Regions from separate parts of the Mus musculus genome. Here region 2 is linked to region 1. A link is a loop called in an ENCODE intact Hi-C map of the cell type or tissue named here. Cell type or tissue: left cerebral cortex. All regions are shown on one strand. Each heading gives the region's core, and the rest is flanking DNA. Links, peaks and the distances in the headings are about the cores only.

Evidence for each region. Hi-C counts contacts between places; a loop is a spot of excess contacts. Peaks named below come from ENCODE experiments on the same cell type or tissue, not always from the same donor. Only the 100,000 strongest peaks of a DNase experiment are listed, where the experiment ranks them.
Region 2: it touches region 1 in a loop (2.9-fold over the local background); 6 of 42 quality-filtered maps call a loop at or near these places.

The regions. Positions count from the first base shown.
Region 1 is chr1:40,884,303-40,893,787 of GRCm38, forward strand. No RefSeq gene overlaps it. Among named protein-coding and RNA genes, the nearest start is that of Tmem182, 83 kb to the left of the region's middle. In left cerebral cortex, for the core only: CTCF peaks have their summits at 846 and 3,501 (motif pointing right); DNase peaks (open chromatin) are centred at 1,602, 3,563, 5,466, 6,064 and 1 more place.
Region 2 is chr1:42,775,335-42,784,819 of GRCm38, forward strand. No RefSeq gene overlaps it. Among named protein-coding and RNA genes, the nearest start is that of Dalir, 29 kb to the left of the region's middle. In left cerebral cortex, for the core only: a CTCF peak has its summit at 4,647; DNase peaks (open chromatin) are centred at 4,618, 5,174 and 6,375.

The DNA of each region.
Region 1 (9,485 bases), core at 441-8,440:
CTCAAAGCCCTCAAGCCACTGTTTTATGTCTTCTCTCATCCCTTGGAAAACAGCAATGGCTGGAGCCAAGAGTTGCTAGGAAGCTTATCCATGTATGGGGATAAATGACCTTGATCTGTACCAGGGGAAGCTTCTCTTGCTATCCTGGTACTGTCTTCCCAGACATTGTCCCTGGTCCTTAAGAGTCAGAGCAGAGATGGCGTACTAGAAATGCTGTGATATAGTAGTTGGTTTTGTGCGTCATAAACGAGAGTCAACAGAGAGGAAGGGGTTTCAGCTGAGGAAATGCCTCCATGAGATCCAACTGTAAGGCATTTTCTCAGTTAGTGATCAGTGGGGGAGGGCCCTGGTTGTTGTATGTGGTGCCATCCCTGGGCTGGTGGTCCTGGATTCTGTAAAAAAAAAAAAAAAAAAAAAAAAAAAAAAGCAGGCTGAGCGAGCCAGGGGCACCCACCATGACCTCTCCATCAGCTTCCAGCCCTGCTTGAGTTCCAGTCCTGCCTTCCTCCAGTGATTGACTAAGCCTAATAAATCTTTTCCTCCCCAACTTGCACAAGTTAATACTGGTGAGCCAGTACAGTATACCAGTGCACATGGATGAGAGTGTTATCCACGGATTTTCTCACACCACACCCCCATGTACCCTTAAAGAGTAAAAGAAAGGGTCCTGGATGTATGTCTCTAATCAGTCATTCTGAAGTAATGGAACAAACCATACCTGTCAGGATCCAGCTCACCACTATGTTAGGTTTCAGACCTTTACTTGGTCTCTAACTGTAGGGACACATAGGCGCAGGACAGTGGATAAATGGACAATGAGATGACACAGGAGGGCGCCCCCTAATGGTTGGTCTCAGTCGATGCTCATACCTCTTATTTCTGTTTTGAAGGTGCAGAACTGCACAAATCTTATCCTTATTGGTCTGACTGACTATAGTTTTTAAAACGAGAAATTGAGAAGTGGAATTAATTTCGCTAGTCGACAATTCAGTAATGACTGAGCTGGGATTTGTGCCCAGGTTGTAGAGCAGAGTCCTCCCTCTCCCTCTCCCTCTCCCTCTCCCTCTCCCTCTCCCTCTCCCTCTCCCTCTCCCTCTCCCTCTCCCTCTCCCTCTCCCTCTCCCTCTCCCTCTCCCTCTCCCTCTCCCTCTCCCTCTCCCTCTCCCTCTCCCTCTCCTTCTCCCTCTTCTTGGAGATATATATATATATATATATATATATATATATATATATATATATATATATATCCAATATTCTTCCAGCAGAACCCATGGAGTAATCTTGATTCAGAGACATAAAATGTTCAGTTTATAGGGGTGGCAACAGGGGTAGTACTACCTAGCAGAGACAGCCAGGCCTCAGCCTTGGCAGGAGTCAGCAGGAGGGACCTGGAGAGACCCCAGAAGTTCTCAGCTGTGCCTCTCTCAGGTAAGGAAAGATCAACAAGGACTGGAGACCGACAGTCATTGCACAGCCAACTATATAAGCAAGCCTAGCTCAGTCTCCATCACTGTCGGTCGCGTTCTATTTATACTCTCTAAACATCACGTGTCCTCCACGGGTCTTGCCTCAGCACATGCATCTGTTCCCAGCTGACATCACTCTGCCAATCAGAGTCTGAGTTGGTTGCCAGAAATTGCAGCACACCCCCAGGAATATTTTGGTGTGTCTCTCTCTTTGGAGTCCTGGCAAACGCAGTTCAACTATGCAACGTAAGGTGGACGTGAGTGTCGTTAACAAAGGATCCTTTATCGCATGTCCTTTCACACGCTTACTTTAGCAGAACATCCTTTCATCTGTGTCTGCTTCAGTGAAAAGTTCCTTCAGGAGTCTGCCTTAGCCTTTCTCCTGTGTCCACTTCAGGAAAACACTCCTTCATGTGTTTGCACCAGCAAAACACCACACAACACAACTGACTTTCCAAAGAACCCTTACGTTTCCATTTATTGGGAGTGATTTTTTTTTTTTAAAGGGAAAGAGACTTCTCACTCACATGTCTGTTTTCTATCTTTCTGAAAGAGGGTATTAACCAAAAATAAAATCAGTGTAGGCAGAATGAAGAGTTTTACATTTGCTTGGGAATGGAGTCAAAGTCTGTCCAGCCTTGCAAATGTGTCTTAGGGTTTTACAAAAGGCTGTCTATGCTTATAACTTAAAAACAAAGATATTAGTGAGACCACCACATTTCAGGAAGTGTGTGCAAGTAGATAGGTGACTCAGCCAATCAGAGTTCTCTCTGCTCTGCTCAGCCAATCAGTTCATCTGCCCTGCTCAGGCAATCAGTGTTCTCTCTGCCCTGCTCAACCAACCAGAATGCTCACTGTCCTTGAAGAGTCCTTCTTCCAGTATCCGTGTGAGACATCTCACAACTGCCTGTAACTCCAGCAAGTGTCTGATGTCCCCTTCTGGACTCCCAGGGACCTGCACTTACTCGCACACAACCCCACACTGACATGCATTCACACACATGATTTAATATATATATATATATATATATATATATATATATATTTAAGTAAAGAAAGGATGGGGTACTTTGTAAGGATGGGACAAAGTACCATCTCATTTTCTGTGTAGTTTGGGAGAAATGGCACCTTGTGCAGAGGTGAAGAGAGGCCAGCCACGCTTTGGGGAACCTGTGGTTTGGCCTGTGGGAAGGTCAGTTTGCGTTGGGGAAGAAGAGCATGTGTGTAGCCCAGCTCATCAAACAGATGTTTCTATTAAAAAAAGAGAGATTGCATGCTTTTTTCTCTTGTACATGTGAAGATTAAATATTCGTGTAGCATCTATGTTTGTGTCTATTTGTCTATAACTGTAAATGATTAGACCTGAGAAGGGCCTATTTGGGGCAATGATATAGATTATTGGCAGAAGGGGTAAAATATGATGCATGTAAGATCACACCATAAAAGGAACCCTTTTGCTTTTTACATTTACAATAATATACATACATACATACATACATACATATATATATATATCACATACATATATCTCATATGTATACACATATACATACATGTATATGTGTATATATACACACACAGAACAATGCTACCTGTGTTGATTTTCTTACTGTCCAAGGAAAAGCCCCTAATCAGAGAAGACAAAATAGAATCTTAATATTATTAGGCTTTTAAAGTGGAGTTGTGGATAGCTCTGTTGACTGGATTACTATTCTTCCAAAACCAATTTTCTTTTTTATGACTTGATACTTGATGGACACACAAAGGGCAACACGGTCACCAGCAGCCAATATGGTGCACACATGACTCTGTGTGTGTCGAGATATGAGTGACCCAGAAGATGTCCACTATCCAGGTGGAAATATATTTAGAGAATGTCTGGTTGTTAGAGGATCGGCATCCCAGTCTCTTTTCACCTCTTTACCCCACCCCTTCTAGAATGCTTTAAAGCAGGCCAGGGAGCTGATTCTTAGTCAGGTAACCTCGCAGGTTTCTGCTTTGTACTTGGGAAATCTCTTCCAGGAATGACCACCTGGTGGCGGTGCTGGGCACATCTTCTTCTCTGGAGTCTGTGTTAGGAACGACCTTGCCTTTCTTTCCCATGAAGCGCTCAGCCTGCCAAACTTAGAGGTACCACACATGCAAAAGAACGGGCTTCCAGCCAGCCTGTGGATCGGGCTGCGCAGGGTCCTTCTCCAAGGCTTTGCTCTATTCACGTGGGCATAGAAGATGAACGAGTAGTGTGCGCGGCTCCTAGTTCACTTCCCCTGTGAAATTCGCCTCCCACCTTTCTGACTAATTGGTTTAAAAATACCAGAGAGCTGACTTTCTTGTTATTGTTTTGTTTTGTTTTTATATAAGACTTGGGGTTTTCAGTTTGTATCGAAACGATCACTAAGGTTTCGTTCAGGCAGCAGACAATCGTACAGAACTTCATAAGGACAGCAACACACACATGCTCGTCGCTGCCCTGCTTGTCCCCACTAAACATGAACTATGACCTTGTCTTTTAAAATACTTCTAAGGCACAAAACAGCGTACGTTCTTTATTTGATTTGATTTTTTAAAAAAGTTTTTGTGAATATTAGACGATGCCTGGACCAGTTGGCTTCATGTTCCCAAAATGGCTGTAAAGGAAGGAAAACCTGCTGCAGGTACCTACATTGTACAGGAAGTGCGTACAGATCTGGTGGGGGCTCTGGCACCAAGTCACCAAATCTTACTTAGGTTTATCTGCCAGTAGAAGGCACACAATAAGCACTAGGCCTTGTGTCAAAGACTGAATGACCCGGTCAGGGTTCCTGTCTTTTGGGTGTTAGAATGTGCCAGCAAAAAACTGATCAGGTCAGCTGGGTCCTCCCACCCAGGAACATGTGACTTTCAGATCTTTTTAAAGCCCAGGCTGTAGACTGCACTAGAGGCCAGAGAGACTGCATGGGAAGCACGGAGCACAGCAGAGGTGTTTGTATGCGGTGGGGAGGGGCACTAATCCATAAGCTCCAAACTTGGTATCTTCGATGTATTTGTTAGCTAAATTATGTAAGAACTACTGGCGCACTTGGCCCATATTCTCCCTCTTGTAATTGAAAATTAAACCTTCAGCCCAGGAAAGTAACTGTCATTTGAATGAAGTTCAAACTCCACTTTCAAAGCTCTGAGCCCTCTGGACGACTTCCTAACCGGATGGTGTTGTTCCTTACAGTGTCTTCCCTGACAAGGTCCCTTTGCTGGTGACTTATATTCTTAACAGCTTAGAATATGGTATTTAGATGGTTGAAACTGTGTTTAGTGAACTTACTGACAGTCATCTTTCAGTTCAGAGCCAGGTCAGTGGGAAGATGTAAAACTAATAATTATTAATATAATAATAATAATAATAATAATAATATACTTTTGGTCATCAATATCCACATACTCCTCTATAAAATTTTAGGATGGTAAGCCAGAATAAGTTGTATAAAATCATTCAAAACACCTCCTGAAAGTTAAAAAAAAAAAATCAATCATATGTTTCTCTCTGTCACATTTTGGGTCTGAACTAATTTATTTGATGATACATCAATGATGAGAAGAAAACAGGAATATTTAAGAAATTAATGATATGGTGCCATGGATCTTCTGCCAACCACTTACAAAAAGAAGCCAAAATATTAATGGTATAAAATATGTTTCTATACATTTGGAATCTTAATGAGAGTCTTCTGATGTGTTGCGGGTCGGGTGCCAAATCCGCCTATACTCCAGTAGAGCTCAGGTATGGAGGAGAACCATGTGCAACTCGGATGAAGGTGAACTGAAAAGTTAATATTCATAGGATTTTAGTCAGAGCACATTCGTTAGAGGAAAAGGTAGAGAGAGACCTAAGGGATTATTCAGTTTGTGTTTGGTGAAACACAAAAGACGTCTCATAGTTTGCTGAGGAAAACTGTGGCGCTTCTTTCACTGGGTCCTCTCTCCCTTAATTTAGACTCTTGCTGGGTGATTCTTGCTTCTACACTGTAATTTCCAGTTTCCCCTAAATATAGACTCTGGATCCAAGCCATCCTAATTAAACAGCGAGGTTCTTTCGTAGCGAGCTCGGATGCTTCCGAAATCAATTTCAAGCTTTACGCGGTAGGCATGTGACCTGCCTCTTTGCCTATCCCTTTATCTGTTTATCTTGAAATGGTCAATTTCGAGTAATATTTTAACGGCAGGTTTGCACGACTTGCGGGGGGGGGGGCGTCTGGTTGATTACATTTCCTATATTACATGTACATGTAATTATTAACCTTGCTATGTTCGGGGAGGAGGTTCGAGGCAATCTTCACACTTTTCCCATCCTGAAGTAGACATCCATCCCTTTCAGTAGGAAGTTAAGTCTTTGTATTATAAATGAAGAAAGTGAGATAAAATGTTTTTTAGCCTAAGGCTACCCGGAGAAACACGCATCAGATCCTTTTGTTGTGGCACAGAATTCATGTCTTTTCTTGACACACAGCTGTTGGAGATAATGGGATTTTCACTAAGGGAATAGAAGGTGAGAGCGACTCAAACACCAGAAACTCCCGCACATGCCAACTGCAGGAGCAAGCTGGAGGCTGGGAGGCAGCGCTTGGGGGCTGGCTCAGGAGCCCTTGTTCCTTTGTGCCATTCTCAGAGCTGGCTCAAGTCTCCCAGAGGGCATCCAGCCTGGGAGTTCAGGACCTGAGCATGCGCTCAGCATTCCCTGCTGCCATGCACCTCAGAGAACACCACACAGCTCTCTTTGGGCTCTGGTTATTGCAGACAGCCGTTTGCTCTGACTACAGCTGGGGATGGGGAAGAAGGAGGCGATCCAAATTCTACAGGAAGGCTGCAAATCATTTTCTCTGTAACCCGAAGTCCCCGTATCTGTTGCGGGAGCCATTTGAGAGTACCTTTAAATAGACTTGGATTTGTCCTTTGACTTTGGCTTCCAGAATGTAATTTTACTCTCTTTCTCTCTGATTGTGGTGAGGTGGTGAGCACCGCGGCTGTCTTTTTAAATTGCCTTTGAAAGGCAACGACTTCTGAAGCAGCTCTTGCTTGCCCTGAGGCTTAGGAGGTCAAGGAGCAAAATTCAGACACATGGTGAGCCAGAGTTCTCCTCAAAGTGTTTGTGGTCCCCGGCCACGCATTAGAATACCACTTCAGGGATTCTGAAATAGCTAATACTGGGAAACCTTCTTCCCACAGGCTAAATCAATTTCTTCAGGATGGGCTAAGGGCACGGGTGAATTTCTAAAAGTTCCACTAGTGACTTGAACTTGCAGTCGGGTCTGCAGATGGCTGTGCTCATGGAAAACCTTGGTGATTTCAGGGGCCCCGGTGAGAGTCACGGCCTCCAGCTGAATTGCTGACATCTAAAATTAATTTCGGAATGCCTTACTAAAAACAAAATAACCCCATCTAAGAAAGCAACCTGGAAATGTGGAATGAACAGGCAGGACAAAGATGAATCCTAAACCTGTCCTTAACTGTTCAATAGCTCAGTCAGTACTCTACACGCTCTGCAGTCTATAGGCTTGGGTGTCCTCTGTGTGGGTTAAAGTTAAGAAGAAATAGCAGGAGAGAAAGAGATGTTTTAAGAAATGAGAGGAAAAGGGTATGGGCTCAGACGGAAGGGTTGGTGGGGAGCAACTGGCAGAAGGTAGGGACAGAAAATATAATTGGAATATATTGTATGAAAAAAAATCCATTGTCAATAAAATACTACTACAAAATGATTATGCTAAGCCTGTTGGTACAGGTCTGGGATGCTAGGTACCCAGGAGGAGGAGCAGAAGGCTTGCCAATTCAAGGTCTTCTGGTTAGAGAGTGAATTCAAGGCCAGCCTTTGGAATTTAGGGATACATGTCTCGAAGTATTAAAATACACACACACACACACACACACACACACACACACACACAGGAGGCCAGGAGAGGGATGACTCCATGGAGGAGATCCTGTGGTACAGCTGGGATGGTCAGAGGTTCAATCCCCAACATAAAAAACCAAAACACAGTTTTGAGGTGTTAATGGTTCTCAGAGTTATAAAACTAGACCCACCTAGAACTTGATAAGATCTAGATTGTTAGGTCCCATCCCCAGATAGGAACATATGATTATCAGAATCTGCAGATAATGCTCACACCCCCGGATGCCCGGGCATGGGTCTGTAGCATGAGAATTACTGTCTTCCCAGGGTCCGTGTCTTGCATCAGCTTCTCTAAAACAAAGCCTCGCTCCTAAAGACTTGGCTGAGGGGTAAGATCAAGGAAGTGGAAGTCAGGGCAAGCAGCAGACTGTGAGCACTGTGTCAGTGCACACGGGTGGGAGAGTCACAGAAATGCAGAGGTAACGCTTGCCCTGTATGAGCTCAGCTGATTCCTGAAGAAGACTTGTCTGCTAGCTCTTCCCAGTCTACCAGCTCCAATTCTCATACCTGGCCCTAGAGCAGGTCTCCCCACTTGTCCTTTTATGCCTAGAGGGGTCAGACCCCATGATCATGATCCTGCTCACAGGTAGATGCAGTGGTGGGCATGGTACACAAGCTAGGTGGAAGAGGGACTGTCCAAAACTCTGAAGAGAACCAATTGCCAGGATGGGTCTAGGGAGAAAGGAAAGCAGGGCCTCCAAACCAGAGCAGCCCCTCCCTTAACCTGCTATGTGATCTCTGCATTCCAAATGATTTGCTGTGTATAACAGATTCCCTTTATTCTTGTCCCCCTTGTCCTGTGTGTTGGTGTGTGTGGATAAATCTTCACTTATTGAAGTGGAAGATCCTCAGCCACCGATGGGGATGTCATGCATGTCAAAATGCCACAAAAGCCCTGGAGATTTCTCTCTCTCTCTCTCTCTTCTCTCCGTTTCAACAACCAGTAGGTCGCATGATCAGGTTGCTGGCAGAGCCCTCATTGGATAGCAGAAGTATAGATTATTTTGACCACATTTTACACTTATCACTTTGTCTTTTCCTTTATTCTAAGAACATAAAGATAATGCTATATAAAATGGAAATATCAGTTCATCAAAAGGCTCAGCAATTCAAAAGGTCCAGTCATGAAGAGGTGTTGTAACACGTGATCTTCCAACACAGGAGCTCTAAGACAAGTCAGCCCCAGAGTCCCAGTAAGCAGGGTCATTAATTTCTTATTTGCGTCTCACAAGCTCCAAGATCTATCTTTCCTCATGTCAACTGAAGCAAGCCCAAGGAAGTTCAGCACAAGATGGTGGAGAACTAACTTCGCAGACAGAAACACACTACAAACTCTGCTTCTGTTATTTGATAAACCTGATAACAGACATGATCTTAGTCCCTGGGAATTTCAGGCTTTCCATGTTTAAAACCAAAGACAGAAGAACTACCTTGCAAAGTACTATCAGTGGGGATGAATAGAGGAGGTGTCATTGAATAATCCCATGGTGTCTGTTAGTTGCTCGCAGTTGCTCACAAATTGTAGCTTCTGGCCGCCTTTTCCACTGTATGCTCTGAATGAAGCTCGTTAACACCTGGTTATGAGCTACTGCTGTGGTTTGAATGAGAAGCATTCTCTGGTTTCATCAGTTGGTCACCAATGGTGGTGCTATTTGAGAACTTTAGAAGGTGGAGCATTTCCAGTGTTCCCACTATGCGCTAGGTATTTACAGTTGCATAGCTGGGCCTCACATCCTATTATATTTCACATTCTACATCTGGATGAAAGATGACCTTCCAGGCTCCTTCTCCTACCACCATGCCTTCTCTGTCTGCTGCCATGTCTTCCCCTCCAAGGTGAGCTGTACTCGTCTGTCTGGAACTATGAGCCAAAGAAGCCCTTTCTCCCTTAGCTGCTTTCATCAGGGCATCTTGTCATAGTGAACCTGATTGTCACTCTTTTTTTGTTGTGACATCGGATGACAGAAGAGAACTCCAAAAGGTCTTTAGCTATAGTCTGGACTTTGTTCCTCACCAAGGCAGTTGCACTAAAGGCTTAGTTCCTAGTCTGTGGTATTAGGAGAAATGGAAACTAGAGTGGGCTTAGTGAAGGACATTTA
Region 2 (9,485 bases), core at 400-8,399, 1.9 Mb after region 1:
ATATCACCACATGGGGCCACCAAGCTTGGGGGTGTGTGTGTGTGTGGAAAGAACTGGGGTAGAGAAATATTTTTTAAAAAGCACAAAAGTGAGGTTATTCACGGCCACTGGCACCAGGAATGGGAGTGGTACACTGAGCTGGAAGCCATCCATTTGGGAAGCAGGCCTGCTGCCTTCAGACTGGTGGGGACCCAAAGGGTAATGGGCTCAGTCTCTGGAAAAGGAGAGACCCAGCCTCTTCTCATTAGTGGGCTCTGCTCATTAGTGGGAGCACTGTGCTAGAAAAGGCACCAAAGGTTGATAGAAGCCCTTCACTGGCCTTGTCTTCCACCCTACACCTGCTCTCAGATACACAATTCTCCCTCCAGGGCCATGGCCAGAGCACTCCTGAGGAGAAGGGTGAACACACACACACACACACACACACACACACACACACACACACTCATACACAAACATACTCACATTCATACTCACACACTCCCTCACACACTCACACATACACACATTCACCATACACACATTTACATACTCATACACATACAGGCTCACACACACTTATACACATACTTGCACACATACACACTCACTCACACACACACACACACACACACACACACAAGCACTCTCACACACAGAGGAAGGCTTGCTGAGCATAAGTGTACTGTGCATTGAGAACAATAAAGAAACCCAGGCGAGTTCCTGGAAGTAACTATGCAGCCACAGAAGTTAGCATCCAGAACAGCATCCGGTAACTGAGCCAAGGAGCCAGGCAGCTAGTGGGGCCTTGTGTTATGCTTTGTGATTCTTATAAATCATTTACTTCCCTTCAGCTGCATAGAAAGTAAAATACTGTAGATGCCAAAACCAGGTAGATACTTCCAGCCTAGCCCCATGAAAACCCATCTCTGAAGAGGCAATCCTTTACCAAGCCCCAGGAACCTCCTATCATATCCTAGGAAGTCTAAATATTGCCATGCATTGCCCAGAGATGGTTTATAGAAACAGACTAATTAATTTTCAAATTTTAAAAGATGTATTTATTTTATATGTCTTGAGTGCTTTGTCTGTATGTGTGTATATGTACCGTATACATGCCTAGTTTCATGGAGTTCAGAGGAGAGTATCAGGTCCCCTGGAATTGGAGTTAGGAATGTTTACGAATCACCCGTAGGTGATGAGATTTGAACCTGGGTTCTCTGCAAGAGCAACACATGCTCTTAACCACTGAGCCATCTCCCCAGCCCTTGCAACAGATTTATTAAATTAAAGGAAGACTAGGTGACCAACAACCAGAGGAAAGCTATTTAAACACCAAACTGTGTTTACTTTCTGCTTGTTATAAAGAAGACAGGACATAGAGAGCTCATATGCATCCTTTGAGATCGTAGCTGGAAATGGTTGTGACCAACCAATAATGGGGTTTTGCCTTACCCTTAAAAGGGATGCTTTACAATTGTCAAGACTATATAAATTTTCTTTGTGTTTACTTTATTTATCAATTTGTCCACTCCCTTCCTCACCTCATATTGTTGTTGATACCTTAGAGAGGAAGCTGGTCTCTTTAAAAAAAAAAATAAGATTTTTGATTCCTCCTAAATGGCCCCTTAAAACTCTGCCAAACTGAACTTTAAAACTCCATTTTCAGTTATTACACAATTTCTCTATTTTTGAGTCAGGAGCTGTGTGGTTGCTATTTTTTGACTTTTCAATTTCAAGCTCATACCTTAAATATCCTCCTCCTCTTCTTCCTCATCCTCCCTTTCTTCCTCCTCCTCTACCTCCTCCTTTTCTTCTAAGCTCACAGAGGGTTTAGTCATTGAGGAACTTGGTCTCACAAAAGTTACCCAGCTTCTACAGAACTCGGTTTTCTGACCTGTGAAAATTGGATAGTTTTCTGGATGTGTGTCCACTGGGCAGTAAGCTCAAGTTCAGAGCAGTGAAGGTCTACCCTTTCTTCTTCGGCCATGACTCTCTCAAAGGCTTACTTTGGAGAAAGTAATGTTTTAACCTACCTGATAAGTCATGATATCTTCTCAGCTCCCTTTCCCTTTAAAAAAAAAAAATCTGTGAGCTTTTAAGAATAGCAATAGAATCCCCATAAAACCATCGCAGTCCCCAACCACACAGTGAGCTGCCTAGATTTTGAAGCAGATCCTTTTTAGAGTAACAAATCCCTTTGTGATTAGAATAATTACCTATCATCTTAGAGAGAGAGAGATATCAGATATTTCTATGAAGCCATGTGCCATGTGGTAAGGACCCTGGGCACTGAGCCATGTTGGCTCCAGGTGGGTCCTGCACACACAGCAAAGGCTGACAAGTCACACTCATGGTCCAAATCTCAGGCATCAGAGTCTGTAGGAAGGAGGCCTTCCATCCTGGCTCTGTCCAGGTATACCTGCCAGATGCAGCAATAGGGGCATTTTAAGAAGACCATTGTAAATTAGTGGGAGGAAGACTCTCAGACACAGCTTCCAAATCACCCAGGAGACAGTAAAGCGCTGAAAGAGCCAATGAACGAAATGAGCCAGCAGTGCATGTACCCTGGGCAGCTCCGCAAACTGTGGCTCCGACACCAACCAGGCTGGTGCTCACATCACAGACCTCTCTCGCAAGGCTGACTGTTCTTGCTCATGTGGGTCACGTGGTGCAGTCTATAGAGAATTGGAAACACTGGGTAATTTGGAAGGTAAACATTTTGAGACACACAAGTGCCCTGAAACAGAGAAAAGATGTGACCCTATAATTAACAGAGTGGGCACCAAGTTTCATTCCAGGGTAGCTGGTTTATTTGCTTGAAGACGTGCACCCTGTTTAAAATCCACCCATACATGGTTAAAACACAATGCACATCTCTAAAATTATTGTACAAAACAGAACATTAAGGAGGAAAGGACTCTGTCTCTCTCCTGCCTTTCTAAGCCCCTACCTGCTGTTGGTTTTAAAGGTAGTATCCTTTGCTCTGGGAGTGAGCATGGGTGCAGCAGGCTGGAGGAGTGGAGTTTTTACCCCAGTTTATCTTATAAAAGTGAACATTTCAACCAGAATGGTTGCCTCCAATATAACAAGTGTATATGTGTAAAGCTCTTGGTGGGTAGGATTCTTGCATTCACTTTGTCTGCAGCCATTATTACTAAGTCATGAACTGCATTTAACACAAGAGCCTGCAACAGGTATTATTACACAGCTAGTTATTACAATTACACAGCTAGCTTGCCCAAACTGGACATCTTGCTCTAGATTAATTTTCTAGAATTGCCATGGATACAGAGAGGGGTTGGAAGAAGATCAGGGTGTTCTCAAGATTACTCTCACCTGAGGCCTTACCTGTGTCCAATGCCTTCTCCCACAACTTCCTAGCTATAAATTCCCACCTTTCTGTGCATGGTGATGTCACCACCTCCTCTTCTTAACGGAAACCAGTCATAGTGGATGTGACCCCCACACCAGTGACCTTGACCTAGGTGTAAACCCTCCTTAAAGGCTCTTTCCCAGGTGCAGTTAGGGACTCAGAGTGGGTGCAGTGAAGACCATGAATGCCTCTGTGTCAGGAAAAACATGGTTTTTCATTAGCATTTAGGAATGACAGTTACTCAGCTTCGCACAGCTGGGTGTATAAATGAATGAATAGGGAAGCAGACACCACCTAGACCCTTTGCTTATCTTCCCTAAGGCAACCCTCCGTGTTCTCTAACAGGCTCCTGGTGGAACCAGACTCTTCTAGGCTAAGTTAGCACAAAGGAATTTTATCATAATCTACTTGGGGGTTCATTCAACTCAGGAAGCTTTGATAACAGAAACTAGTTGAGGTCTGCTTAAATTGAGGTTTGTCCAAGCCAGGGAGGAAACTGACAAGCTACCTTGGTCTTTCGATGAGAAGACCCCACACTGAAAGGTGTAATCTACCTCTTAAATAGGAGAACATGGATATTTCATAAGCTCTATGAGTTCTATACCCAGCCTCCAAAAGGGCTGACAGATGTGCCCCCTCCCTCTGGAATCTTCCCTTTAATGTCTTGTTTGTGGTAGCCTGGAAGTCTTCTTGTGGCGTTATTATATCACCCCTGAAACTGTGCGGTAGAGGGATGGATTGATTATCCTACATCTAGTTTAAGGTTTTAAAGATCTTATTTTAACTCAACAATAACTTTACACTCATGTTCATGCTCCTTTCCAATGTTCCTCCGTTAAGTTCTTGTAGACGCTCCTTTGGGGATTTAATAAAGGTGTCAGCTCAAGGAACATCTTGAACAGCATATAATTTCATCAGATATTGGTCACCACATTGCTTGAGCATGAAGCTTTTAAAGAAAATTAAAGTGAAGGAAAAAAAAGGTCTGGTATTGGTTATTAACTCTGCCTCAGGGTGACTTCTCTTCAGGGGCGATTAAATATCAGCTCTGGGCTGTTAGGTTTAGTGGCTTTGCTTGTAGATGGCACATTCTACTTCAAGGACAACCTCAACTCAAGATGCTGGGATGTTCGACAGTGGTGCTGAGGCAGCCTCTGCAAAGCCAGCTTGGTATGAAACGGAAGATGTGACCATCTCTCTATGCTCTGACCTTTCTTCCTTAAGAAACAACTTTTGCATTACCAGGTAAATGCCCTTTCCATGGGATTTCCGTGGAACGCTGGGGACATCCTGTGGTCAGTATGGCTTAAGGCAGCGATTCTCAGCCAGGCTCTCAGGGAATAAAGAGGTCTCCCCTGAAAAAAATCCCAGCTTGTCTTGCAAGACCAAAAATAAAAAGAGAAAAAGAATGAGAGGAAGGAAGGAAGGAAAGAAGGAAGGAAGAAATAAAGAGCAAAGAGAAATACCACTCTGTTGTTTCTACAATAGAAACATCACTTTTGTGAGCAATGAGATTTTTTTTTTCAGTGAATGTGAACAGCGTAAAACCTACTGGCAACAGTTTAACTGAGATCAAATGAGGCCTCACAAGCTTGGAGGAGGAGGGCCATGTTGCTAGGTGTTGCTCTTCAGCCCTACCTGCTTCCTATGATCTGCTGTTTGCAGGGTAGCTGTACTCTGGCTCAACTTCTTGTCCTCCCAGGAAGCGGGCTTCTGTGAAAGCACCCAGCGTGGCTTAACGGGAAAACAGTGGGTATTTTGGCAGCTTTACACCACAGATAGTGCCCCAGTGGCACGAAATTGAAGCCGTTTAGCTGTAAATGTGATATCGCACTTGACGATTTCCCTTGGCAAAGCTCTGGGCCGCCCACATTGAATAGAGGCAGAGAAATGGAACTTGGGTGAAAAGCCAGCCACAGGAGAAGCGGACCGAAGGGGCTCATAAACGCATTCGTCCATCATTTACCGTCCGAACGCCACTCTCCACTCAGGCTACCAGGAGCAGGCAGCCCCACTTATGCGACGGGGAGCAGGCAGTGAAGTTGCTGTTGTTCTTCTGTTTATTAAAAACGGATGGGAGCACTTGACAGAAAAATCAAACTTCTGGCCATGGCTCATTAATCCCTGTTGTGTCTGTCAAGGGGATGTGTTCTGAGTTCCAATAAGCCTGGAGAAGTAAGTTTGCTTCTAAGCTTGGGCATTTTCTCTAAGTTTGAATGGAGAAAAAGACACGCCAGTCACCTCCAAGGAGAGATAGACTCTGAACCTGTTTTTAGACCTACCTAAGTGCAATTCCGTATAAGTGACTTGGTTTAAGTGAAAAGCGATCGTCATTAATAATTTTATTGTTGATATCTGACATAGTGTCCCTTGAGGAGAGGTAGAGTCTGCTAGCATAACTTTTCCAGGATTTAACGTTTATACAGCTCTCCAGCTCTTGCAGACATATCTTAGAGGGATACCCTGGTAGACTGTTTGGATGTGCCTGAAGTCAATCAGACAAGTATAGCCCTCTATCAAATACTTACTCCTTAGCTTCTTGCCCAATTATAGGGAAAAGACCATCCTCAACTCAGACTGATTACAGCAACCCAGAAGACAGAGACAGCATCTCCTGGCCCCTTTCTTTAGAACAATTACTGTTTGTGAGGAAATCGAGATGTCAAACTCTTCGCTTTGGCTTCTGGTATAGTTACAGTTAATATTAGGGCCAGAGGAAAGGCACGTTTTCCGGCTCATTTAGGGGTTGTGCGACTCATGTTCCTGAGATTCCCAAAGCAGCCCTTCGTTCCTTTTGTGTGACAGTGTATAGGATCCTTAGCACACTCCTTATAGAGGTACATAAGGATTTGGTGAAATGATGAGTGTAAATGGAATAAACCCAGCGTGTGTCCTGTCAGACGCACACAGGAAGTTCCTCTTGCCATAGCTGTTAGGATGATTCCACGTTGCCATCCATCTTCCACGAGAGAAGTGTCTGCTGGAAACTGCAGCCTTTCTCCCACAGTGTTCCCAAGCTGTCTGCCAGGAGAGCGCTGGGAAGGGAAGGCATCTGCAGAAGGCTCCTGCCAGGCCTGCTCACTGGTTGGATGGCGATTGAACTCATAATTCTGGACTCCATTCTGGTCTGGCTGCTGTGACTGATACAGAGAAGTTTGAAATCTTGGCTCTGCACTCAATAAGCATAAATCTCACCCACATTAGCGCTGATGGGAAACTCTCGGTGTAGGCTAGATATCTTAAGTCAGGGGCTTTAAAGTTAAAGTAGGCAAAAACCCCAAAGGAAGCTTAAGGCTGAGGGGGCAACAGCTCAGAAGGGAGCAGGAGACGGAACCAAGCACCTGCTACGTATTTGGGTTCACCCTCAGGGCTGCAGATTAGCTGAGCTGTGCCTCCCAGCATTTCTGTGTGCATAACTGGTTCTTGTTTAGAAACTCGCATGGTGGGTCATTTTTCTTTCTGTACCTCTAGAGAATTGAAACCACATCTCCCGAGTATGGAGCACAGTTCAGCTAGAAGCCAGAAACACAGATTATCTTGTCTTCCTATAAGACCCAAACTCCGATCAATTCTTCTGGAAACGTTCACTGAGCACCCTTGGTGGTGGGTATAAGCCAGAGCTAGCAGGAGCTAGTCGGGAAGCCTGGCTTCTCCAGTGGCAAACCTGTGTGTCAGGCTGCAAGGAGCTCGGATGCTTATCCGGCCCTAGGTAAAGTAACAGATTTTTTTTTAAGACAGCAGTGACTTGCATTTGTGTAGAGTGCATGCCCCACGGTCCACGTGCTGCGGGCTAGGTGGGTAGGACTGTAGAATCACAATGATAAATCTCTCAAGTGGAGCCTATAATGCGAGGCAGTTAGGATAGGACACAGCAGCACTGTGAAGCAGTACTGGTTATCCCAGGAGGGAGTTAATTCTCTAGAAAGCAGGCTGCTATAAAGCAAGGTCACACATGTACCTTTTCCTTTCTCTACAAGATTCCAACGAAGCCAGGGCATTTGCTAGCAGCCAAATAGATAGAAACACCTGATCGTGGACTTTCACCCTTCAAAGGTGTAAACTGAGTAGGTCTCTTTTTTTTTAAAACAAGTTACCCAGTATCAAACACTGCTATAATAACACAAATGCATGTTAAAAGCCACCAAAGCAAGACAGAGCTCACTTGAGGACAGTCAGGAGAGCTTTTGGAACTGTGAGAGTTCCTTTTAACTGGACGCTGGAGGGCTGTTAGTGTGATAGAAATTCCCTACTGCAGCACATTTTGAATGGGGGGGGGTGGGTCACATAGCTGAGCACCGGGGTCAGTGGTCAACACACTATGGCATATATGTGGGAGGAGTCAACTTATAAAGAAGCCTCTAGAAATCTCGTCTTGGGACGGACATAGTGTTTCAAGGAATGTTCCAGGTCTGATCCTTACCCTGCTAATCTTCTTGAAACCAGTTTATTCTCTGTTAAGAGATACATCAAGATTTGGAAATCTAATTTACATTGTGATTTTTTTTTTTTTACTTATATTAGAATTAAGCCCTGTTTATCCCTCCCTTTTGCACTGGGCCAGAGCCTGTGAATCTGGAGACCACGGGTAGCAGCTCCATACAGGAGCATCGGCTCTGTGAGCCGTATTTTCTATTTTTATTAGCATTTCTTATTTGCCCACAGCCTGATTTCTTTTGGGCTTGACATAATTTGCATGATTGAGTTAATCCAAGTGTGAAATGCAATAGAGACCTGATTCAATGGGTGGCCGGAATGCAGCATGATTGGAACATAAAAGGGATGGAGCAAGGCTCTGCCCCACAATGCCAGGTGCAGACACACCACAATGGGAGATCAGAACTGATCCACAGGACCAGACAGTGCTCCAGGAGGGAGTGGAGGGTGCTCAGCACAGGAATGCAGTTTTCAAAGCCCCTTCTTCGAATATTTCCCGGGGTAGGTTTGACATTTGAGATGGGCAACGAGACAGCATCCAGGTGGAATCGAAATTTTGTAGCCTAAATCCTACCGCACTCTTTGTAAAAGAGATATTTTCACACTCCGTGTATCTAGGCCTACATATATATTTACACTCACACCTGTTATCTTAAAATCCCATCGGGCTCATGGAGAAGCAGCATAGAACACTCCCTCGTACCGCCTTCCACTTTCCCTACAACGCTATGATCAAGACTGACATTAAAATAAATGCAATGCTATTAGATAAACGACCAGTTAGAGAAAAGCTCCTAGTTATCCAACTCTGATTACAAGGCCCAAGGGTGCTTGCTGATGAAAAGAGCCAGGAGGAGCTGGGTGAGACACCTGTAATCCCAGCAGGAGGCAGGAGGATTGTGAATTTGATTCTAGCTTGAGTTATATAGAGACCTTGTCTCAAAACCAAACCAAACAAATACAACCATACTAGCTACAAAGCAACAACAGCGACGGCAAGCTGTTTCACTACCAAGTGTTATAAAAATCTTTAGACAAAATCTTATCATGACCTTCTAGGCAGCACCACACCCTTCCCAGAACCAGTACAGAAACAGGGTACTTTCCTTAGGAACTGACTGTCCCAAAACTCCCATTATCCCAAAACTCCCCATTATCCAAGCTGTCTTATTCATCTAACTTGTAGCCATAGTAGTTTGTTACAAGTGATTTACATTTTCCTTCCAGTAAATTTTCTTTTTTAAAAAAATAAACATTCGCCGGGCGGTGGTGGCACATACCTTTAATCCCAGCATTTGGGAGGCAGAGGCAGGCAGATTTCTGAGTTTGAGGCCAGCCTGGTCTACAAAGTGAGTTCCAGAACAGCCAGGGCTATACAGAGAAACCCTGTCTCGAAAAACCAAAAATAAACAAACAAATAAATAAATGAAATAAACATTCTACATTCCAAGCCCAGTGGCTCTCTGACCATCTGCTACCTGACCCGGCTGATGGTTGTGAATAGCTCAGGGTATGTCCTTTTCTAATTAGCAAATATAATAGTTCAAAGCTATCTTAGTTAGGGTTTTACTGCTGTGAACAGACATCATGATCAAGGCAAGTCTTATAAAAGTCAACATTTAATTGGGGCTCGCTTACAGGTTCAGAGGTTCAGTCCGTTATCATCATGATGAGAACATGGCAACATGCAGGCAGA